Linked DNA regions of Homo sapiens: all the other regions are linked to region 4. A link is a loop called in an ENCODE intact Hi-C map of the cell type or tissue named here. Cell type or tissue: natural killer cell. All regions are shown on one strand.

Evidence for each region. Hi-C counts contacts between places; a loop is a spot of excess contacts. Peaks named below come from ENCODE experiments on the same cell type or tissue, not always from the same donor. Only the 100,000 strongest peaks of a DNase experiment are listed, where the experiment ranks them.
Region 1: a loop joins it to region 4, with 4 times the contacts of the local background. A loop is called at or near these places in 2 of 110 quality-filtered maps.
Region 2: a loop joins it to region 4, with 6 times the contacts of the local background. A loop is called at or near these places in 5 of 110 quality-filtered maps.
Region 3: a loop joins it to region 4, with 4 times the contacts of the local background. A loop is called at or near these places in 2 of 110 quality-filtered maps.
Region 5: a loop joins it to region 4, with 2.1 times the contacts of the local background. A loop is called at or near these places in 2 of 110 quality-filtered maps.

Annotation. Positions count from the first base shown.
Region 1 is chr4:101,018,209-101,023,208 of GRCh38, reverse strand. No RefSeq gene overlaps it. Among named protein-coding and RNA genes, the nearest start is that of LINC01218, 140 kb to the right of the region's middle. In natural killer cell, no CTCF peak of the experiment used is centred here; DNase peaks (open chromatin) are centred at 2,088, 2,938 and 4,168; H3K27ac peaks cover 2,674 bases.
Region 2 is chr4:101,525,328-101,530,327 of GRCh38, reverse strand. No RefSeq gene overlaps it. Among named protein-coding and RNA genes, the nearest start is that of PPP3CA-DT, 180 kb to the right of the region's middle. In natural killer cell, no CTCF peak of the experiment used is centred here; a DNase peak (open chromatin) is centred at 2,917; H3K27me3 peaks cover 1,492 bases.
Region 3 is chr4:101,326,357-101,331,356 of GRCh38, reverse strand. All of the region lies in intron 1 of PPP3CA (protein phosphatase 3 catalytic subunit alpha), which reads left to right. MIR1255A (microRNA 1255a) reads left to right here and starts at 943; the gene lies at 943-1,055. In natural killer cell, no CTCF peak of the experiment used is centred here; DNase peaks (open chromatin) are centred at 2,846 and 3,186; H3K27ac peaks cover 3,042 bases.
Region 4 is chr4:101,415,100-101,420,099 of GRCh38, reverse strand. No RefSeq gene overlaps it. Among named protein-coding and RNA genes, the nearest start is that of PPP3CA-DT, 70 kb to the right of the region's middle. In natural killer cell, no CTCF peak of the experiment used is centred here; a DNase peak (open chromatin) is centred at 1,879.
Region 5 is chr4:101,192,611-101,197,610 of GRCh38, reverse strand. It overlaps PPP3CA (protein phosphatase 3 catalytic subunit alpha), which reads left to right. Exons shown (of 14, transcript NM_000944.5): 2 at 1,495-1,695. Among named protein-coding and RNA genes, the nearest start is that of MIR8066, 46 kb to the left of the region's middle. In natural killer cell, no CTCF peak of the experiment used is centred here; no DNase peak of the experiment used is centred here.

The DNA of each region.
Region 1 (5,000 bases), 400 kb after region 4:
ACACACACAGACACAGACATACACACAGAAACAACCTCCTGTCCCCCGACCTCCTGCACCCAGTCCCCACGGTGACTTCACTCTCATGGGATTCAAACTCAGTGCTGAATTTTCAACTGTTTTCAAGAACGAAGAGCTAGATTTGACGGACCCTGCATCAGCTGTTTTTCCTGTCTAAAATATCCTCTACTTCTGTTCTCCGTAAATGGTATTTGAGAAAAAGAAAAATCTTCAGAAACCAAACTTGTGTGATGAGATGAACGAACTGGAGGGGAAGAGAAACATCTCTGCCCATCTACAGTGTATGACTTAGGATGACATCAAAGCTGGAAGTATCTCGTGGCATCAGCCCAGAACGTGGTGTCATGGTGAGGCTGAAACCCTCAGAATGGCCTTATCCTGAAACACTTCTTCCCTCTCACCCTCGCCACATCCCATGTGAAATAAATTTTAATACACATCTATTTTTCTACTCAGAAACCAGGGCCCCCAACATGAAGTCAGCCCCGTAGGAGGCACCATGGCAATGGTCTGTCTTAAATGTCTCACACTTTCACCTTACTACTTCATGTCTCTCACTCACTGGATCCCTCTTGTCACACTCCATTTAGAAAAGGGGACCTTTCAGTTTGCCCCACCAGTTTCTTCAAAACTGAAAGCCCCTTGGGTTGAACAAATTTGAGATCTCCGCAACTGAAGAGATGTCCTTTTCCCTTGTTATGTGGCTTTTTATTTTATTCATTGCTCAAACACCAGGTCTCTGCCATGTTCCTTTCACTGTTCTAGGTTCTTATTTTTTCCACATAAACACACAAAATGCCTGCCAATCTTAACAACATACCAGTTTTTATTATAATGTTAAATGTCAGCATTCCATTGTACAGTGAGTCACTGTCAGGCTTAACACTGAACTGCTCTTTTCGTTTCATGGATATTCCTTCTTTATATATTTTAAGGTAATATTAGCCAGAAAAGCCCCTGACCAGGCCCTTTCAGGACAAATGTCTTTTTTAAAAAATGCATACATAGAAATGGGAGGCAGAAAGTAGTGAAAGAATTGTTGCACCTATGTCTGGCGATGGAATTTTGAAAAGGCAACATTGTCAAATCGGAATGCATGTGGGAGAATGGAGACCCAGCAGGAGAGAGTGTCTGTTTTAAGGAAGGACTGAAGAAACTTAAAAGGTGAGCAGCAGAAGTCATGATAGCTATAATACCAAGTTGGTTATCCCAAAAGACGTTCTTTAAATCAGAAAGATGCCTAATTACCATAGGATAGATGCTTAAGGAATGACTCTGCTTAACCAGAGAGTAAGCTGCAGGAGAGTGCAAGTGCCTCCCCTTTGCTGCAAGTGTTAAAACCTGGGCAAACTTTATTCAGTGCCTAGACACCTCCTGAGTGATGCTGCCTGGAAGGAGTTATACTGGATGTAGTTGAAGAAACTCTCTTCAAAGATAGACATTGAACTAGGTGATATCTAAATTACCCTTCAATCGTAAGATTCTAAATATCCATGCAATTATTCAGTCTTCCGAAAACACAGAACTTTGATTTGCAAACTGTTGGCTAGAAGCTTGTATTTCCAGGAATACTGACATGGGACTGAGCTTTCTGCATCAACCAAAGCAGCTCTTTTATGTTTTTTGCTGTGTATCAGCTGAAAAGAGTCTCCACTAGATTATCAAAGTTTTAATTGACTATAGAATATTAGCTTAGAACAAAGTTGACTTAAACTTCTCCCCTAAGGCATTTTTGTCATGTTATATTTTCAAATCTTTTTATACCAATTGCTGGAAACATTTAGGCTTCTCAACAACTCCAGGTTGTCTGCAGGACTGTCCTGCAGAGAGTCTTACAAGGTGGCATGTAAGTGTATTCACGATCTGATTCCTGCCAATCTCATCTACCCCAAACTTGACCCTGAGCTTCGGCCATAGTGGACTTCTCACAATGTTCGGAAGACACCAGGCTTCCTCAATTCTCTGGGTCTGTATTCATGCATCTTCTATGTGCAGATTTCAGATGTGTCTTAAATACTGGAATGAGTCATTTCCTCCTCTCTAAGCACACAGTATCCTGTACTACCTCCGTTTTGACACTTAATCCACTGCATGTAATTGTTTATTGTCTGTCTGGCACTGCAGTGAGCATTGTTGCTATCTTTGCATTCTTAGGATGAAACACTGCCTGGCATAGTGTTTCTTGGAAGAAGGGGAGGTAGGGAAGGAGAAATAAAATATTTTTTGGCATGACCTTATGGTGTGGGCACTCCCAGATTCCAAATGGCAAACCATTATTGAAGAGCAGCTGAAACACTTACCCCAGTTCAATGTTACCTGTTCTTTCTCGTAAGAATTTCCTGGTCCCCAAAGGTCTGGAGTGGAGCCTACATTTTAATAAGCATCCACCAAAATTCTTGTGGATCAGACAAGTTTGAGAAACCTAGTCCAATTTATTTCTAAAGCTAACTTAAATTTCAGTTCTATATTTTTATTTCTACAGATTTTCTAGCACAGGCAAATATTTTACTGCTTAACACGGCTGTTACACAAGATTATGTATGATTAATTTAATTTTCATTTATAGTTGTTTAATGGATATGAATTTACACAAAAATGTGGGAATTATTTAAGTATGTAATACAACATTCACAACTGAAAAGGTTATGAGAAGAAAGCGGTGGTTTTGTTGTTGTTGTTGTTGTTTTAGTGTATTAGACTTCACCCAGAAAAAGGAGATAAGTGGTGGTGGAGTATCTGGAGATTCCTGGTGAAGAATCAATGAAAAAAGTTGCCTGTGCCTTGAAGAGAATGGAATGCTTTCATATTGAAAAGATTGCTTATTTCACACCACCCTACCTTACCATAACAACCACACCCATTATCACCATCAGCTTGCCAGAATTTGCTCACAAAATGCCTTTTGAATATATATTCAACACTGTTTACCTTCCGGAAGTTTTACCATGAGTCATTCCTTTGAGTTCAAAACACCTTCTCTAAAAATCTTTTTTTTTTTTTTTTAAGATACAAATCAGAGAAGGAAACCACCAACCTTTGTCAGCTATTAACATCTTAGTAAAATTTAACTCATATGTTTCTGACAGGGCTAGTCACAGACTAATAAAGATAGCTGTGTTTATAGAGAAGGGAAGGCCACAGCTGGAGAATGTGAGAGTGCTTGGGGAGAGGACTACCACCTGATCAACTGGGTGCATTATTGTGTAGCTATTTCTACTAGGCCTGTGGCAGAGAAAGGAGTACAGTGAAATTCAAGACAAAAATCTAGTCTCTCACAATATGCAGTGGCAGTGAAAATAAATCAATGTGTGTGCCACATGTACTCACTTCTGTATAGGGTTCTTGACACCAGTCCTGGCCTACAGTTAGGCCTGGGTTGGAATTTTTATAGCTCTGATACTTATTAGATGTCTGTGTGAACTTGAGAAACTAAGCTTCTTTAAATCTCATTTTCTCCCTGGTGATATGAAGGCAATGACAGTAATTAGTTCATAAGCTTTTCACGGGTTTCAAAAGGGATGATGCAAATAAAGTAGTAGGCATGGTGCCTGGCAGAAAGTAGGCACTCAGTAAACTTCAGTTATTGTTGTATTCAGCAGCATGCAGAGTCAAATGAGTGCTTCAGATATTCCGTAGGTGAAGATTGTGTATGCGTGTGTGAGCACCTGTGAGTGTGGTGGGCGGCTGAGAAGGTAGGTGTAGTCAGAAAAACCTAGGCAAAGCTGACTTGGTTGGAATCTTCCTACCTAGAGGAAAGCTGGAGAGGCTGCAGAGGGGGCAGGCATAGAGGGGGCTCCAGTGTGAGAGGAAAAAGTGAGAGCAGAGGAAAAGATCCAGAAAAATAGTGATATGTTGACCACTTGGTGAAAGCAAAGGAGGGGTGGGGCACAAAAAGTGATGAGAATGAGAAGCTAAGATGGAGCCAAATCAGTGTTTGTATCAGGAGGTATTTCGGCTGCAAGTAACAAAATACCTAACTGGGTTCAAACCACAGAGACATTTACAATTCCCAGACAAGGACATCTGCGACTTCGAGGACCCAAGGTTAGTTTGGTGGCTCAACAGCATCACTAAGGACTGAGGCTGTTTCTATCCTTCTCACACTATTCTTCTATTGGCTTCCGTCCTTGTGGTTGCAAGGATGGTCACAGCTCCTGGCATCACTTCCTCATGCAACACTGTTTCACTACTGGAAAATACTACCAAAGTAGCCTATAAATAAGACGAAACTGAATTCATTGCTTACCACAGTAATGTAACCACTACCTTGACAGAGGCATAGTAAATCTAGATGGGGAGGACAAAAGAATAATACTTATGATATATTTCTTTCTTTTTCTTTTTCTTTTTTTTTTTTTTTTTTTGAGATGGAGTCTCACTCTGTCTCCCAGGCTGGAGTGCAGTGGCGTGATCTCGGCTCACTGCAACCTCCGCTCCCGGGTTCACACCATTCTCCTGCCTCAGCCTCCCGAGTAGCTGGGACTACAGGCGCCCGCTACCACGCCTGGCTAATTTTTTTTGTATTTTTAGTAGAGATGGGGTTTCACTGTGTTAGCCAGGATGGTCTCGATCTCCTGACCTCGTGATCTGCCCGCCTCGGCCTCCCAAAGTGCTAGGATTACAGGTGTGAGCTACTGCGCCTGGCTACTTATATTTATTTTGGCTAAGGTGAATCTTTCCATGTAAGAGTCTAATAAGGATTGGACAAATTTTATGACTTTGTAATTTTAAAGTGGTAGAAACAACAAGGGGAGAATTACTAAGTGAATTTTGAAGAAATAACAGTAAGTAGGTAAAAATAATAGGTTTTTTTCCTCAAGTTTTTTAAGATATGTATACAATTGAAAACAAAAATTATAAAATTACAAGATGCTGATAAAAAAAATCAAAGAAAACCTACAAAATGGAAAGACACTGAGTTCATTAGAGCTCAGTTGATTGGAAGACTTACTGTAGCTAAGATGTCAATTCTCAAATGA
Region 2 (5,000 bases), 110 kb before region 4:
TTTTTTTTAATTATACTTTAAGTTTCAGGGTACATGTGCACATTGTGCAGGTTAGTTACATATGTATACATGTACCATGCTGGTGCGCTGCACCCACTAACCAAACACTCTATGTTCTCACTTATATGTAGGAGCTAAGCTATGAGGACGCAAAGGCGTAAGAATGATACAGTGACCTTTCAGGACTAGGGAGGAAGAGTGGGAGGGGGGCGAGGGATAAAAGATAACAAGTAGGGTGCAGTATATACTGCTCAGGTGATAGGTACACCAGGTTCTCACAAATATCCACTAAAGAACTTGCTCATGTAACCAAATACCACCTGTACCCCAATAGCTTATGGAAAAATAAAACTTTTTAAAAAAGAATTTAATTAAGTGCTGCCATTTTGTTATATTAGGAACTTGGGAAGGACTAGCTCCCTCTTTGACTAATACCAGAGTAATTATACAGCAAGTTAATGTAAGACTTTTTTTTTTTTTTTTTTTTTGAGACAGAGTCTCATTCTGTCGCCCAGGCTGGAGTGCAATGGCACAGTCTCGGCTTACTGCAAGCTTCGCCTCCCGGATTTACGCCATTCTCCTGCCTCAGCCTCCCGAGTAGCTGGGACTACAGGCATCTGCCACCACGCCTGGCTAATTTTCTTGTATTTTTAACAGAGACGGGGCTTCATCGTGTTAGCCAGGATGGTCTCGATCTCCTGACCTCATGATCTGCCCGCCTCAGCCTCCCAAAGTGCTGGGATTACAGGTGTGAGCCACCGCGCCCATCCGAAACTTTTTTAACTGACAGAAAATATTGTATTTACCATGTAAAACATATTGTTCTGAAGTATATATACATTGCGGAATGACTTACAAAAGTTAACATATGCATTACCTCACATGCATATCGTTTTTAACACTTTGCACCCACTGTCTTAGCACTTTCCAATAACACAATATATTGTAAACTATAGTCACCATGTTGTACAATAGGTCTCTTGAACTTACTTTAAGTTAATGTGAAATGTGGAAAGATAGTGTGTCTTAGGTTCACAGTGAAAAAATTATTCAATATTTTCCGTTGTTATAAAATAATTATCATCATAGACATTTATTCTAGTATTCCTTATCTTATTTGAACCTGATGATAATCCTTATAAATAGTCACAGTAGATGTAATTATTTATATTTTTATCCTGAGGATTCTGGCTTAGAGAGTTTAAGCAATCTGCTCAAGAGCTATAGCTAGCCATGGGAAAGCTAATGCTAAAACTCTGGACTTTCAATTCTGGTCTAGTGGGCTTCCTATAACAAGTAGTCTAAAAATCAGTGTTTTTAACCTGGGGATTGACCCAGATGACCTTAAAGTTGCCCTCAGCTTGAGTAAACTTTAGGCAGACTTCTTTTTGACTATAGGCTTCTGACCTCCCTTTGCTTACAGAATTTAATTTAGAAAACCTGTCATTGCACATTCTTTCTCATCCTTTTGAAATGTATGTAAAATCTGCCACCCTTTTGACAGTTTTACCACCCAGGACTGTCTTTCTCAAGAACCTGGAGCCACCCCTTTGAAATGTAACCAAGGACAATAGCACCCTTATCTCCTGGTCTCTGTGGAGGGTAGCAATCTACTTGTTGTCAAGTAGCAAACACAGATGGACTAATCACACAGAAAAACATTCCTGCAAACTCAGGAATAACTCTATTTACTTGACACATTCCATTTATCACCCTCCCTCCCAATATCCTCCAGTACTTTTCTACTAGCTCAGCCCAGCTCTTAAAACCCCCCTGCCTTTTGTTTCCGAGAAGTTGAGTTCAATCTCTCTCTCCTATTGCAATAGTCTTGACGAAAGTCTTCCTTACTTGTTTAACTTTGTCCTGTGCAATTTTTTATTGACAGGACCATGTTCCCTGGGAGACTGTGAGAACTTTTCAAACCCAAATAAGCACCAAGCATTTTATATCAGAGAAATAAAAGCATTTAAATTATATATGTGTATGTGTATATACATATATAATTTTAGTATATATTTAAACATACATGTTGCAATTATCACTTTAAATACAAATTGATTTGAAAACATTATATAATTTTAAAGCAGCTTTTATACATTTTGTATTTTCTCAATAAATGTAACAATCCTGTGGAAATCTTGGAAATCTTCATTTCCAAACAATTTCCAAACAATTCTATGGAAATCTTGAAATCTTTGGAAATCTTGGAAATTTAGAGATGTTAAATTTATCTTTTTGAGTAATAGAGGTCAGATAATTTTCTTTGTGTCTATTCAGCATAAAGATGCAGACCTAAGTACTATTAATTAGGGAACTATGTCACAGATACGTTGCTACCCAAACTGCTTCTTCTACCAAATTTAAGCCATCACAGAGCAAAACATAAATTCTTGGTAACCCTAGAAAAACTCTCTAGTGACAGAAAAAGAACTGAATAGACACTACCTTATTTAGCCTCTCTTTTTAATTTATACCATTGTTTTCTGGAGATGCTAAGTATAAAAATATGCATCAGCAGGAGAGAATATGGCCTCACATATAATATCATTTATTGATTTTTTTCCAACATTTTATTTCAGACTTGTTCTTCTCCAGAAGAGCTCTTATTCCAAGGGGATATGTGAAGTGAGAGATCCACCACACTGACTTCCTTAACTGAGATTTCTCTGATCATTTTCTCCTTTAGGCTTATTTTCTCACAAAATAATCCATTATAGTTTGCCATAGCTTAGGAACTTGCTTTTTGAAAAATCTATTTTTTGACAGAATCTAAAACACTTGAAAGGGATAAAGACAAAAACAAAAACACCTGAATCTTGATTTAACAAAGGATGAAGACAGCAGAGCTTGGGATTTCCCTCCTCTACTAAAGCTGCTATCATTCTTGGTGATGTCAACAACCACAAAGAAGTCATCAAGCACTGTGGTTTCTCACGCCTACCCATCTTTTCCCCTACCCCCTCCTTTGCCACACACTTTTATTGTCATCACCAATAACTAGAGTAGCACCTCTGAAATCTCAATGGCAAGCTAACACTGCTCTTCTCCTGCTTATTATATCGTCTCAATTGCTATAACTCTTTAGTTATATTGACTCTTGTTCACTGACTCTACCAATTTTTCCTTGTCTATCTCATCCAGTTTTGTGACTTTATGTATTATCTACCTACTGAGGACTCCCAAATTTCTACTTCAGTCTACATATGAGGCTGCTGTGGGAGGATATTTTTAAGATTCTCAAATGCCCTATTTTCTAGAAAAAGAGTCTATTTAGAGTTTTCTAGGTAAGAGTCTATGCAGACACTGGCTTAGCAATACCTTTTGGAAAGGATCTCATGGCCACACACGACTTGATATTTACTTGCAGGCCTCATTTGATTGATAATTTTTTTTTTACCAGCTAGAAGACTGGGTGAAAGGTGGTTTGTTCTCCAATCCAGCAAGTCCTGGTACTTCTATACTTTTCATAGTTTTGGCTTGCAAACTGAACAGTCTCTTATAGTTTCTTTCTTTCTGTGTCTTATCATACACTAACAGAAGCAGCTTGTCACATTCAGTATTCTGTCTATAAATCTATTTTGTCAGAGCTATATATTCTTTAGGTATTGCCATGGATTGAATGTTTGTATCCCCCACAACATTGACATGTTCAAACTTAATTCCCAATGTAATGTATTTGGAGGTGGGAGGTAATTAAGTTATGAGGGTGGTCCCTCGTGAATAGGATGGGTGTCCTTACAAAAAGACACAAAAGAGATCATCTCTTTCTGCCATGTGAGAATACAGTAAGAAGGTATTCATCTGCAAACCAGGAAGAAGACTCCTATCGGGAACCAAATAAATTGGCACCATAATCTTGGACTTTCCAGCCTCCAGAAGAGAGAGAAATAAGTTTCTCTTGTTCAAGCTACTTGGTCCATGGCATTTTTATCATAACATCCTAAACTGACTAAGGCAGGTATATTCTCTATCTTCTAAGTTACCACAGGCAATAGTTATGCTAATTGTACAGGAATTACATAACACGGATGTCCATTCTCCTGCCTCCCATAACAGTTTCCTCATTACTTTTCCAGCCTCCTCTAATAGTCTCATAATTCATTCTCTATCATTGACCCACCACCTGGTCTTAAAGCCAATGCCATATTTTCATGTCTATATCAGAGCTGAAATCTACCTCTAGGTACCAATTTTGCTATCAGCTAAATATTTATAAATTTAACAAATCACACTAAGATTCAGTGGCTTAAAATGAAATTTATTTTTCTCTTGATTCTTGGATTATTTGCAAAGTTCTCTGTTGGGCAATTATGTGGTTACAGTGTACTAACAGCTTGCCTGGGGTTGCAGGGAATAAGAGAATGATGCTGGCTGTTGGCTGAGCCCTCTTCATGTGTTCTCTTGTCATTCAGTAGGCTATCCTGCATTTCCTTAGATAGAGGTGGAAGTAGTTAAGGAGGATAAAGCCTAAATCTGCAAGGTCTCTTGAGGCCTGTGCTCCACAACTTATACATCTTTACTACCACTACATTATATTGGCCAAGCAAGTCACAAGGCCAATACAGATTCAAGATGTATACAGAAATAGACTCATCCTTATGGGAAGAGCTGTAGAGAATGTGTGGCCATATTTAATCTACCACACTTGATAATCAACAATGCAATAGAATACATGAGTATAAAATAAACAGAATGGTTTCAGGTGATGAAGTCCATTTGGTTTTGAAAAAGCATGTAACATTGGCTGTGAGTGGATATTCATGAATTCAAATCATCATTTTGCTCTTTCCTTTTTATGTGACTTTGGGCAATCAACTTTGCTGTATTCTCAGTTTTCTTGTTTGTCAAATACAGTTAATTTCTACTTCTTTAAATAAAATTATATATAAAGTGTCCTTAAAACATTAAGTAGCTAATATCATTATTAAAGCAATTCCTAACAGAGCAAAGGACAAAAAAATAATTTCCAACAGGGAAGATTGCATTATAAAGGTGGGAAT
Region 3 (5,000 bases), 89 kb after region 4:
GAAGCAAAGTACTTCCTGTCCTCCCTTCTATTCTAAAAATTTTAATGACATTAATATCCATGCCTTGCATGTATATTACCTCATTTTAAGTACCTTATGCAAAGTTTCCTAGTGAGTAAGTGGTAGATCAGGTATTTGGACTCCAAGTCGTGACTCAGATCCTGGGCTTTTACCACCATAACACTAACTTCAGGGCAAGATGAGGCCAAATATATTAGATGGTGTCAGTGAATTGATAGAAAATACTTGTTATTAGGGATTTCTTTTTATATAAAATATCATTGCTCCTGGAAATCATTTTGGCTGAACATCTGTGGCATTTTCTGTGGGAGAAAAATCTAATACTTTTCGTGGGGCAGATATTTTTGTCTTCTTTGTAGAAATATGTAGTTGAGGCCCACAACAATGGGACTGGACCATAAATTATGCTTTTCTTGGCATTATTGACCTTATTATGGTGTTATAACACAAACGATCCAAAACATAAAAAGAAGTACCAACTATGAGATCCATAAAAAAGTCATTTTAATTGGACCTTAAGTTTTTCCCCTAGGTTAAGGCTATGAAAAAAAAGTGTAGTGCTAGTTATTGTACACTGTTAGCCTTTTTTTGTAGACGTTGCCTTTTTATACAGGCATATTTTAGAGATATTGTGGCTTTATACAGGCATATTTTGGAGATATTGTCGGTTTGGAGATATTCCAGACTGCCACAATAGAGCGAATATCACAGGAAAGCTAGTCACACAAATTTTTTGGTTTCACAATGCATGTTAAAGTTATGTTTACACTATACTGTAGTCTGTTAAGTGTGCAATAGCATTATGTTTAAAAAAGCAATGTACATACTTCACTTAAAAAATACATAACCGTTGTGCTAATGATCATCTGAACTGTCAGTGTCTTGGGGTGGCTGTTGCTTTATCAGCTAAATGTATGTAGTATTGGAAATCCTTTGAGTTGCTTCTCAAGGATGAGCAAAGAAAGTAGATTTTTTAGATTCTAAAGAAACTATCTTCTTTGCTCATCCTTGAGAAGCAACTCCTTATCCATTAAAATTTTATCATGGGATTGCACCAAGTCAGTCCTATCTTCAGGATTCACTTTTAATTCTAGTTCTCTTGATATTTCTACCACATATGCAGTTACTCCCTCCTCTGAAGGCTTAAATTCCTTAAAGTCAGTTTATTTCAAACTCTTGTTAATGTGGATATTTTGACCTCTTTCATTAATCATGAATGTGCTTAATGGCATCTAGAATGGTGAATCCTTTCCAGAAGGTTTTCAATGTACTTTGTCCACATCTGTTAGAGGAATCACTATGTATGGCAGTGACAGTCTTATGAGATATATTTCTTAAATAGTACAATTTGAAAGTTTAAATTACTCCTTGATCCATGGACTGCAGAATGGGTGCTGTGTACAAGATCAGAGCTCTTGGATGACTAGGTGCATTGCAAAGAGCAGTAATATTTTGAAAGGATTTTTTTTTTTTCCCTGAGCAGTAAATCTCAATCTCAGCCAAGAGCTTAAAATATTCAGCAAACAATAACAATGCTGTAAACAGATGTGCTGTTATCCAGGCTTTGTTGTTCCACTTACGGAGCACAGGCAGAGTAGATTTAGCATAATTCTTAAGGGCTTTAGGATTTTCAGAATGGTAAATGAGCATGGGCCTCAACTTAAGTTACCAGCTGCATTAACCCCTAAAAAGAGAGTCAGCCTGTCCTTTGAAATTTGAAGCCAAGAGTTCACTTCCCCTCTCTAGCTGTGAAAGTCCTAGGCAGCATCTTCTTCCAATAGAAGGCTGTTTCATCCCTATTGAAAATTTGTTATTGAGTGTAGCCGCCTTCATTAATGATCTTAAGCAAGGTCTCCTGGATAACTTGCTGTAGCTTCTACATTAAAATTTGCTGCTTCACTTTGCATTTTTATGTTGTGGAGATGGCTTTTTGCCTTAAATGTCATGAACCAACTTCTGCTAATTTCCAACTTTTTCTCTGCAGCTTCCTCACCTCTCTCAGCCTTCATGGAATTGAAGAGAGTTAGGGTCTTGGCTGCTGATTAGGTGTTGGCTTAAGAGAATTTTGTGATTGGTTTGATCTATCCAGACCACAAAAACTTTTCTTATATTGGCATTAGGCTCTTTAGCTTTCTTATCATTTGTGTGTTCACTAGGTAGCACCTTTAATTTCTTTGAAGAACTTTTCCTTTGCATTCACAACTTGGATGTTTGGCGCAAGAGGCCTAGCTTTGGGCCTGTCTCCACTTTTGATATGCCTTGCATGATAAACTTAATCATTTCTACCTTTTGATTTAAAGTGAAACATGTGCAACTTTTCACTTGAACAGTTAGAGACCATTTTAGGGTTATTAATAAGCCTCATTTTCAATATTATTTTGTCTCAGGGAGTAGGGAGGCCCAAGGAGAGACAGAGAGAGATGGGTAAATGACTGGTCAGCACAGCAGTCAGAGTACACACATTTATTTGTTAAATTTGTTGTCTTATATCGGTGTGACATGAGGTGCTTTAAAACAATTACAATAGTAACATACAAAACCATGGATCACAGATTACCATAACATACAATAATAATGAAAAAGTTTGAAATATTGTGAGAATTACCAAAATGTCACAAGAGACACAAAGTGAGCACATGCTGATGGAAAAATGGCACCGCTAGACTTGCTTGTGACAGAATTGCTATAAATCTTCAATTTGTAAAAAATGTAATACCTGCAAAGTGCAGTGAGGCAAAACACAATAAGTGAGGTATGCCTGTATTCATTTTCATATTTTTGTTGCTGAAGCAAATAAAGGAAGCCACACATAGCTAAAGTGAAAGCCACTTCAAGGAGACGTCACATGAAACATTTTGAGGAGGGAGTTATGTGGTTTCATTGTAACATTTTAGATGCAAATGTGAATTGTTTTGAGATCAGAATTTTTCATTTACTACTTTTAACTATTCTTGTACTATGATGAATGTTTAGGGTTAGCCTAGTTATACAATTCTTAAATTGTTTGAAAGAAAAGATGGTGATTGAGAATTTTAGTGCTTCTCCTGAGGCAGGTGATTGGAGACAGTTGTTTGTTCTTGTGATTCATAAACGCATTTTGAATCCAACTGAACCTTGTTTGATTCACTTTGAGAAATTCTGTGGTTGAGGTAGTTGCAGGTCATAGGTTTAGGTGTAAGAGAAGATTTAACACCCTGCCCTGATTTCCTGGGTCTGTAAATTCGGGGAGCTCCAATTTCACACGGAGGCCTCTTACCATCTCTTGCTTCATGGTGAATACCTCTGCATGTGGGAAAATTTCTTCCTGCTGGAATCAGCTTAGGTTCATATTTTCTTTTTCTTCTTTTTTTCCCTGGTGATATTTTTGTGGACCCTGAACTTCAAATATATTTTTTTTGGTTGTTGTTTATGAAAGGTGTCCAGTACCATGTAGATGAAAAATTTGAGTAACGTTCATACAACTAGAGTGTTTTGTTGACAGTTCTCATTTTGTTAATATATATTTATTGAAATGTAAGGGTTTTCATGGCCTGAAAAAACAAAATATGCATTACAACTTTCCTGCTGTGTGTGTTTATTTCAGTTCTGAAGCTAGCCTGAAATAACCTCTACTTTATAAGGAAATTGATGCTGAGTTGTCATTATGCCCAACATTTATAATACATATACAGCTAATTTGAATGTTATAAGTATAGAAAAAATATCAGGTAAGTCTGTATTCAAATAGGAATATCAAAGTAAAATAACCAGTGATTAAACATTCCAGTGGTAGTACATGGGAACCAAGTGAGAAAATATGTAAGAAACATGCTTGGATTTTTTGTTTGTCTTTTTTTTTTTTCTCCCACAAATGTGGATTTAATTTGTGTCTTATGAGTGAAATTTTAAAGTAGAAGATTATGAGAGCTCTTCTTTTGGGAATTCCCCTAGTAAATACAGCTTCTAAGTTCACTGTTTTTGTTCTTCCTTGAGCTAATGAGAGAGGTTAACATATTTGTAGTAGATTCCAGGTTTTAGAATTTTTTCTTATGGAAGAGAGGCAAACTGGAATCCCATTCAGTCACAATATTTGGTTCAGTCACAATATTTGATTAGACTTCAATTGTCTTGGACAGAAGTAAGACTGTTCTCCATATTCTTAAAAAATGGAAATGTGCGTAAATTATTTTCTGTACATTCACTATTTTAAATAATTATTTCCCTTTCACTCTTATGCTGAGCTGTATATTGTGACCACATGGATGAAAGTCTACCTCTTTTCTTCTTCACAAGGTTTCCGACAGTGAGATTTTGTGAGTGATTTGGTTTATTTCAAGAATGGTGGAATTATCACAATAATGTATATTTTAAAATGCTTTTGTAGTTATGCCTCAGAATAGGCAGATAGATACTGCCTATTCATATTTGAACTTCTGTCCTGTGAAGAGCTAGCCCCAGAAGGGATCTTTTGCTTTTGATTATTTAGCCTATATTTAAGAGGTTTCTTTTCTCTTGAATTGTTATCCCCAGCTACTTGTTCAGAGATGTTTGTAAATGAAGGGAGTGAGTGGGAGGAAAAGCTTATGTTACTTGTAGACCAGAGAATAGTATAGCAGCTAGAAGTGGTGTTTGTCTGTAGGCTACCCTTAGTTGATTTGTGTTGTCATGCAAGAAACATTTTGATGCATTTATTTCAGGACACGGCATTTTGGAGACTTCATTAAATGCTACCTGTTGCTGTTTGTGATGGAATCTAGTCTAGAATGTTAAGAGGCAGTAGAAAAAGCTGAAATGGCAAGAAGATGGCACTCTTCAGTCTTTAAGATTCACCTGTTTGCATTTTAGAAACACATTACCATTCTTTTTGCTTCTCTTAAAATTGGAGCTATTTGGATTAAAATTAAATTTATCATTATGATGTGACCTACTTGGTGTCAGTTATTTTTACTGTTTCTTTTAATCCCTAAGGTAATCCTGTGAGGAGGTTAATATGGAAATCT
Region 4 (5,000 bases):
ACTTGCTGAAACAGAGGATTTTGTTCAAAATGTGTATGAGGATCCCACATCCTGAGATCAATTGGAAGTAGTGATGCCTGTGTTAACTAGAAGAGAATTCAAGAGTAAGTGGTTTGTTAATTCTTGAAGAGAAACCAAATGGCAGCCCCCCGCAAGCCTTAGAAACAAAAGTCAAAGGAAGCTACAAAGCAGAACAAACAAAGAAACTTTAGGGAGGTGGTGCCCAAAATCAGAGACGCCTTCATTCCCCTTTGATAATCAGTGTATAATGTGGCCACCAGTGGAGACCTAATACTACCAAATATACTGGCATTTACAATTACTTATTCAAGATAATAGTCCTTTATATACTCTGTCCTTCTCAGCATTAGATTCTCCTAATTACCAGTTGGCCATTTAGAGAGCTGGTCTTTCAAAAAAGGCACAATTGCACGTTGTTTTTTAGCTCAGCACTCTTCCTGACAGAATTATTGAGGAAGCATTATGCAAATCTATTGTTTACCAAAGCCATAAAACCATCTGGTCCTAGAGGTTCATTTTTTGTAGCTGACTTCTGGAAACCAGCGTGGGTTTAACTTCCTCTGTCCTTCCTATTCTAGCTGCCAAGCCACTGTTGACAAAACACAGGTGTTTTAAGTTACTCATTTTTGACTGGGCTTTTTATCGAGACCCTTGTTTTACTTAACTTTGTTCTAGTTTCTGTAAGATCACTTTATCTTCAGGATTTCCATGACTCAGTCAGTTTCTATACTTTCATATAGGCTTCATTTGAAAACCTTCTGAGTATTTCCAAATGTAGTCAAATACAAAGCGCGTTTGTAGGAAGCCATAAAAATGACCTGGGTAATATAACCAGGGGACATGGCCATAACATTCAGATGGCAGCATCTAGGTTTCCAAAATCAGCTCATGCTCCTACTTATACATCCATACATTTTGAATAACAGTTACCAGGAAATCTAAGATTTTGTTGCTGTTGAGTAGGTTGAATAAGTGAATTTAATTTTCAAGATCACTACATAAAATTATGCTCTTTAATTTTCTTTAATATGTGATTTTTGGATACTTCTTTTAACATATCACTGTTCTTTAATATATCACTATTATTCCAAATCACAGCAAATTCTGCCCTTACTTAGGGTGTGGAATTATATTTCCGCCAACAGAATTTCTCCAATATGATCTCCAGAAGGTGAAGTATATCATAGCTATCATAGCATAGAAGCTGAATGATGTCACTTTTAGGCACTAAATACCCTAATGGAGGGCAGCTGTCAGTTTCCAGCAGTTGGGGATGCCCTCTAATCTTCATACAATCTATATAACCATGAGCAGGAAGCAAAGGGAAGTTGTTTCAGTGATGTACACAAGTAAAGAGGTACATGCTACAATATTTTCTATGACATAAAATGTTACCAACACCTAAGGGCTTTTAAGACCATTGTAAACAATGTCAGATTCACTGCATTGTCCAAGTACTAGTAGAATAGATTGAACTTTCTGTGTGTCTGGATAGTTGCAAGTTAGACCAGAGAAGGAATTCTGGTGGCTTTTTGAGATAACAAAGACAGACAATTTTTAATATAGCATTAATACCCGTTATTTGATTATGATCTTTTTCACGAGTCCCCCTGTTTTACCATTTTGGCTAAATGAGCTCAGTTATTTGAAATCCCTAATGCCTAGTATTTTCTTAAATTGTATAACCTGTGTTATATACTAAGCTTATTATGAGTTGCTGACTTAAAAAGGGAGTAGGAGAGCAATACAAAGATGTGAACTTTGGTTAAAGTCAGAATCTTAGGAGTTGCCATTAGCTAAAAAAAGAAATAGTGGGAGGAGGATGTGGCTCTTTGCTCAAAGACTTATAGCGCTTTTCTGGCAGCCACATCCTGCCTGTGGCTAGGTCAACCCAAGTACCACATCTTACTGTTTTCTTGAATGATAAAACATTGTCTACAATTGAAGGGGCCTCTCTTTGCAATAAATCAATCTGATTACGAAAGGTTAATAAACATTTAGGGCTATAGGAAACTTGGGGCTTTGAGCTTTGCAAACATCATATATATGTGAAAATGTATGTAGCCAAGATATTTATTGATAATTTAAAAATATGTCATTATAGAAGACAACTTGGAAAAATACATAAATGTGGAAAGAAGAAATTTAAAGCTACCTCCTCTGATGTATTGAGAATAGCATTTATTTCTGCTAGTACATATGTATGTGCGAATGTATATATATGCACATATAGGAATGGTTTTGATTTTACAAATATGTATGTACTCATGTATTTACAAATGGAAAAATATTATCTGTAATTCACATATGATCATACTAAATATACATAATTGTTTTTCTTTTTATTTGCTTAATATTATAAGCATTTTTCCATGTTAAGTGTTCCTTGAAACACTGACTGCCTGTGTAATATTTTATTACATCAATGATTCTCAAACATTAGCATGTATCAAAATTAAGTGAATACTCTTATTCTACCAAATCGTCTTTGCTCCTCAGTATATTTCTATGTTATAAGTTGTTAGTCAAACTAAAGTCTTATTTCAGTTTACATTTCTTTCATTACTGATGGCAGCAGCCACCCATCTAGAGTGGCTCCCGCTATGACACTGGCTGCTGAGGCACTCCAGGGATCCTGCAGGAGTCAGGAATAGGAAGAAACCCCTCCCCGTTCCAAGTTGGAGGGATGGGATCCCTGCCCTCCCAGGCACACCTGCACCTGCAGGTGGCTACAGACCTGGGCATCTCGGCATTCTCGTGGGCCAGGAAGCCCCCCCTGCTCCCACAGGATCGGATGTGCCTGCTCCTGCTGACTGGCGTCTCCCCTCTCCTGGTGCCTGCTCTAGTTTCACAGCAAAGTTGTGGCCAGACCCAGGCGCTGTCATGTGCCCACTCCAATTTCAGAGAAAAGTTGTGGCCCAGCCCAGATGCTGTCATGAGCCAGCCAGGTATGTGAGTGCTGATACACCAGCTCCCTGCTGCCTCACCTCCCTCTGGACTTAGGGTGCCAAGGAGCACAGGAGGGAGGCCAGGGTGGGGCTAAGGGCAGCTCAGCATGGGCCCTGCAGGCACCCCTTAGCACAAACAGCCTGGACATGGTAGAGGGCATGTTAATGGTGGCAGGAGGCAGATAGGCTTCTGGGCAGATACAAGTGGGTCCCTGGTGAAACCCCACCTTCAGGACAGGGATGGCCTGAGGCCTGGGGTCCAGGCTGCCAGTTCAGCAGACCAGAGCCAGAAATTATGGTGCTTTTTCTGGGCCCACCCATAGCTGCCCATGGACCAATCAGCATGCACTTCCTTCCCTCTGAAGCCCATAAAAGTCCTGGACTCAGCCAGATTCAGGCAGATGAGAGGCTACCTGCCTGTGGAGAGAAGCTATGCACTGTGGGTCTCCTCTCTAATGAGAGCTGAATACTCATTGGGATGACTTGCCTGCAGAGAGGGTGTGCCTACCATGGGTCTCCTCTGAGCTATTCTATCACTCAATAAAGCACCTCTTGGCTTTGCTCTCCCACCACTTATTCACATACCTCATTATTCCTGGACGCAGGACAAGAACTCAGGACTCGCTGAATGGTGGGGATGAAAGAGCCATAACACAAACAGGGCTGAAACACACTCCTTGCTCACCAAGTTGCGGGTAACAAGGAGGAAGACAGAAGGAGAGAAGAGCTGCAGCCCTTCAGGGAGCCCAGACCTAGGAGCTCCCCAAGCCAGGGCTGTGACCTTCTTTGGGGCTCTGCAGTTCCTGGTGTCTCCAAGCTTCCAGGTGCCACTGCATTTCCTGGTGCCAGCCGTGGAAGCTACTTGCCATATATCTGGTCCAGCCACAGCCTTGCAGGGAACAAGCACCCGTGCCAGTGCCTGGAGCTGCCTGCCCCACCACAGCCGGCATGCCTGGTTGTGTGCAGTGGCCAGACCCCACCCTCGCTCACTCATACACCCCTTGCTTGGCTTGCCCTTGGCAGGTGTGGGATCCAGGCCAGTGGCACAAGCCAAATGCAGCCTGCCAAGCTTGGTGGGCAGAATGAGCCCAGCAGGCCAGAGCAAAACTCGAGCAAAGGCTCCACCAGCCACAGAGGTTTCTGGCCAGAAAAATGACACCGCAAGAATCCTGTGACATTACCAGTGAAGTGAAATAGTTTATCACATTTTAAATATCTGTTTGAAAGAATGATGAGCAAAATTCTATGGCTATTTTCTTCAAGCTGTAGGGGGCTTAAGATTTTTCTTACCTGTGTCTAGGAAGCCTTTATATTTTCAGGAGATGAGCCTTTTTTTTGGTCATATTTGCTATAAAATTTTTCTTACTTGATTGCTCTTTACTCATTTGCTGTTTTTAATAGTAATAGTTTTGTTCTTTTCAATTTTTATGTAGCTAAGTCACTTTTTTCTTTGTGATTTATTTTGTTTCTTGGAAAATAGGTGTTTTAGTCCATTTTCACACTGCTATAAAGAACTCTCCAAGATGGGGCAATTTATAAAGGAAAGAGATTTAACTGACACATAGTTCCACATGGCTGAGTAGGCCTCAGAAAACTTCCAGTCATGGCAGAAGGTGAAGGGGAAGCAAGGTGTGTCTTACATGGTGGCAGGAGAGAGAGAGAGAGAGAGAGAGAGAGCAAGCAAGAGAGCGAGCGAAGAAGGAAGTGCCACACTTTTAAATCACCTATCATGAGAACAGCATCGGGAAAACCACCCCAATGACCCAATCACCTCCCACCAGGTCCCTCTCTCAACAAGTGCGGATTACAATTAGAGATGAGATTTGGGTGGGAGCACAGAGCCAAACCATATCAATAGGAGACCTAAAACAAATGAAATTTTTTTTGAATTCTCATTTTTATGATTTTTATGCTTGGCATTTGCTAAACACTGAGGAATTTCTTGCCTTACCCTTCCCTACTTCCTTCCTTCCTTCCTTCCTTCCCTCCTTCCTCCCTCCCTCCTTCCCTCCCTGCTTTCCTTCTTCCCTC
Region 5 (5,000 bases), 220 kb after region 4:
CTAGTTAGTATAACAATCCTCAGATAGATGTAATCCTCACTTCACAGGTGAGGTAACTGGAGCCGAAGAAGGTTATTTAACCTGCTCAAGGTCATAAGCTGGTGAGTGTGCAGAGTGCAAGGTTCGCACCCAGGTTTGTCTGACCACAAAAGCCTCCTGCTCAGCCACCAAATCTGCCAAGACTGCTTCAATATGACAGCATAGTGAAATAGATGTGGCTGGATTGTCCAGAAAATCATGCTTGCATCCATCTGTACAGGTTCATTTCCCAGTTTTTCTTTTCTGTTAGTTATAATTTAACTCGGGATTACAAATCTATGCCATTAGATTAACACAATTTTTTGGCATAGGTCTCCTGTAAGTCTTGCTTCTTTGAGAGACACTTTTAGGAAGGGAGAGGGCCAAGTTTATTCCGTTAACATCAAGTGCTTCTCCTGAGAGAGGAGTCATCCAGTGGAGATGCTGTATGTCTGTTTCATAATGCACACGGCACATGAAAGATACATGGGATGATGTTTATGCTGCTTGCCAGATACTTCTAGTTGTCCAGTGAATGAACCATCATGTGAAACAGAGAAATAATGAGTTTTTAAATAGCTTATTGGCCATTTATTGCAAATTTAACCTTTGTGGTACCATCTCTGACCATAGACCTTTGGATGCAGGGCAAGCTAGAGGAGTTTAGTGAATGTCCTCTGGCGGAATGAGTGAATGAATGTACTCACAAATGTAGAGGAAGGCATTAGCTACAAGAGAGCTTCTTGCTGTTAAGAAGATGCGGGTGAGTGGAAGAGAGAATGATTGCTTCCAAGCCTGAGCAATAATTGGACTTTGTCACTGTGTCATTTTTAAAAATACCTGTATCTCGTCCCTGACATCCTGATCTTTCACTTTTAAGGAGGTCCCTTCAGTGAGAGCATACACACTCACCTGCAAATCCTGATTTCCTTATCAGTAGTCAGTGCACTTTTGCCTTTTTGCTTTCAGATTCCTGCTGTTTTCTTATACAGTGAGTAGATTAGTTATCTCAGATGTGACTTTAGTTAGAGCAGCAAATCTGGTTGGGTAGACCTTTTCCCACTCCTCTAATCCCAGTAGAGGAGCCTGTTTTCTAGTGGAGACCCATCTTTGCACAAGTTGGTTATGGTTGGATGTATAGGAACTATTTTCTTTCACAGAGTTGATTATTGTTGAACTGAAAACTGCTTTTCATTCCTTTTCTTTTTAACTTAATCAGGATATTATAGATGCAAGAGATAGTACTGGATGAACAAGAACTATCAATTTTGTTTAAGCAATCACATTATATCTAGAATCAAAGGAAGGATGCAGTTCTTAATTTTTGATAGATAGCCCTTGATCATATTTTAATTCAGCCACTCTAAAAATATTATATTAGTTGGTTTGTGATGAGGATGGATATTTGGTGGTTATTATTGCATTGTTTGTTGTTGAGTTTTGGCTAATGTAATAATTAGACCTTTCTTCTTTCAGCTGTTCCATTTCCTCCAAGTCACCGGCTTACAGCAAAAGAAGTGTTTGATAATGATGGAAAACCTCGTGTGGATATCTTAAAGGCGCATCTTATGAAGGAGGGAAGGCTGGAAGAGAGTGTTGCATTGAGAATAATAACAGAGGGTGCATCAATTCTTCGACAGGAAAAAAATTTGCTGGATATTGATGCGCCAGTCACTGGTAAGTCCTGAGGAGGGAGGTTGCCCACTTGTATACACATTTTGTTGTTTATAGCATGAAATCAAAAGTCCTAGTTACCAGTGAGTCTTCAAATACCTTACCCATCATAATCTTTTACTGTTGAATCTATACATTAGAGTAGTAAGTATATTATACATATATACACATATTTTCATGTGTTAAATATCTGTAAGATTGCAATGCTCTAAAAAGTGGAATGCAACTTAGAGATGGTGATGATTTCTGAAGTGATACTTTAAGAAGTGATATTGTTTTTAAGTAGAAATACTAAGTGGCACACAGGATATTCATTGGGAAAGATTAGACAAAGTATCCCGAGACTTCCACAATGGTTGAGTAAGGGTATAAGTTAAAACAGTGGTTTTCAAAGTGTGATCCCCAGACTGATAGTATCATCATCATCACCATTTGAAACTTGTTAAAATATGCATTCTTAGGCCCCACTCCAGCCTACTGAATCACAGTACCTGGGGTGAGACCCAACAATCTGTGTCTTATCCAGCCCTCTGTGTGATTCTGATGCACATTAAAGTTTGAGAAGCACTGAACTTTCGGAAGAAGGACACATTTTTTTCTCTTTTGCCCGTAGCATTTTGTCCCTACAAAATATCTTTTTTTTTTTTTTTTGAGATGAAGTTTCACTCTTGTCACCAGGCTGGAGTGCAATGGTGCAATCTCGGCTCACTGCATCCTCCACCTCCTGGGTTCAAGCAATTCTCCTGCCTCCACCTCCCGAGTAGCTGGGATTATAGGTGCCATCATGCCTGGCTAATTTTTCTATTTTTGTAGAGATGGTGTTTCACCACGTTGGCCAGGCTGCTCTTGAACTCCTGACCTCAGGTGATCTGCCCGCCTCAGCCTCCCAAAGTGCTGGGATTACAGGCATAAGCCACCACTCCGGGCCTTTTTATTTTTTATTTTATTTTTCGTGTTTTAGTTTTGTTATTTCTTATGGTCAGATACATATTTTGTGTAAGTATGCTTCTCTTAGGCCATAAAAATTAAATATTGTCAAAAAATTTTGTATGGGCTGGACGCGGTGGCTAACTCTTATAATCCCAGCACTTTGGGAGGCCGAGGTGGGTGGATTACTTGAGATCAGGAGTTTGAGACCAGCCTGGCCAACATAGTAAAATTCCATCTCTACTAAAAATACAAAAATTAGCTGGGTGTGCTGGTGGGCACCTATAATCCCAGCTACTTCGATGGCTGAGGCAGGAGAATCTCTTGAACCCAGGAGGTAGAGGGTGCAGTGAGCTGAGACTGTGCCACTGCACTCCAGCCTGGGTGACAGAGTGAGACTCCATCTCAAAAAAAGAAAAAAAAATTGTATAGTATACAGCTTCTAATACCAGAGACTTTGGATCTACTCTTTATGGAGTTTGCTTAATTTACAGGTTTTCATTTTTGAAGAAGCTAAAAATATTTTCCTCTTAAATATTATTCTGATTTAGACATAGAATAGTGTTCTTTTTGATATAAAGGGGGCATCTAAAAGTATTTCATATATATTAGTGATTGCTAATTTCTTTTAAAATTATTGGTCTTCAAATGAATATTTGAATTTGACTGTTAAGAAAGAGATAAGCTCTTTTGAGTATCAGACTACACCTTTCTTTATCAAAATATCTTGAATGATTCCCATTCTAGAGAGATTGACATTATTTACATTTTATTTTTGTCTGGCAATGCTATTTTTTCTTATTTGTAATTCAGAAGTATTAACTATGTTTAGGGTCAGGTAGAGGAGGAATTGGCTCGAGGAACATTAACCCAATATTGGACCAGTGGTGAGTAAGTCAAGCCAGAGACTTACTCTGTAAGTTACTGACCGATAACTTCTTTTGTGGAATTCAGAAATAAGCGTAGTAGATATGTAAACTCTCAAAAGAAGTGATCAATATTTTATAATTAAAAAGCCACTACCATATTTTCCTCTAGTCCTTCCCTCCTACTTTTTATTAATAAAAATGTTTCAGTCTCAGATGTTTAGAGAAGAGTTGTACTAACATTTGCCATGGTTTGCCCCCATTTAAGAAAAACTGAGGAATTAATGTCCTAGTTATTGGAAATCTAGATATTCCTTCATTCTTTTAGCATTTTTTAAAGTTAAAATGAACAAAGACTTTCTCTTCAAGTGTTCATAAGACAATGAAAGGTTTGGGTTCATTTAGGATTTTTTTCCCCTAAAAATTCATTATGTTTTATTTTGGAGAAGTCAGAAGGACCAGGAAGCCGCCTAGTCCCCTGACTCCCTGCATCTGTCCGTCTGGAGAGGGAGTAAAGGAGTGTGGACTTGCCCTCACAAAGCGGATTTAGCGTGTGGATTTAGATAGGTGAGCAAACCATCTTCATAGGAGTAGAGATGAAGTTTATCCAGACAAGGGGGCCATGAGGCCAGTTCTGTTTTTTTTTTTCTTTCAGCTAACATGGCTGACTAGACTGGTAGCTGTTTCAGATTTTTAATTTGAAGACTATTTCTGTGTTGCAGACATTTTGTAAAGAAAAGTATTTTTCCTCTTTGACATTTTTTTCCCAAAAAATGTAGTTGAACTTATCTTTGTATTCTTGCAAACACACAAATGGAACGTTGAAAAACTGTGGCCCCAAATCAGTGAGGCAACACATTTTGGTGATCCAATTTAATGAAATGTTTATTATACATTTACCTGGTACAGGTGGTATATATCACATACATGTGAATAAGACCTGGTCTTTGCCCTCCAAGGGCTCAGAATATAACAGGAAAAAATGGAAACAGATATCTAACCAAGCATAAGTACATTAAATTGTTGACTAAATTAAAGGATATAACCTAGGTGTATTCAAGCAAATTAGGAAGTATCCAAGTGGATATAGCTAATTTAAAACCAAAATGTGTTCCTATCTTCTAAATGAGTATTTCCTTGACAGTGCTCCTTGATTATTACATTTCATCTTTGAGTAAAAGAAACTATTAAATAGCTGGGGTCCTACCTGTTGTGAATATGCATTGAGAACTTATTGAAAGTTATGGCTATGGATGATAAAACATATGAGACATAGAATATCCAAGGTCTAGGTAAGGGAGTCAGACACATAAAGAGATAATTACTATAAGTTTTTTAAGAACTGTAATGGAGGTACCTAAAAACTGGTGTGAGAACTCAGCAAAAGGAATGCAGAGAGCCAAGAAAGTATTGACAGATTACATGATATTGAATTGTATCATGTATGATAAGTACAATTGTACTATGTGAAAAAGATGGGGAAGGATGATGTGAGCAGAGATAACAGCACATGGA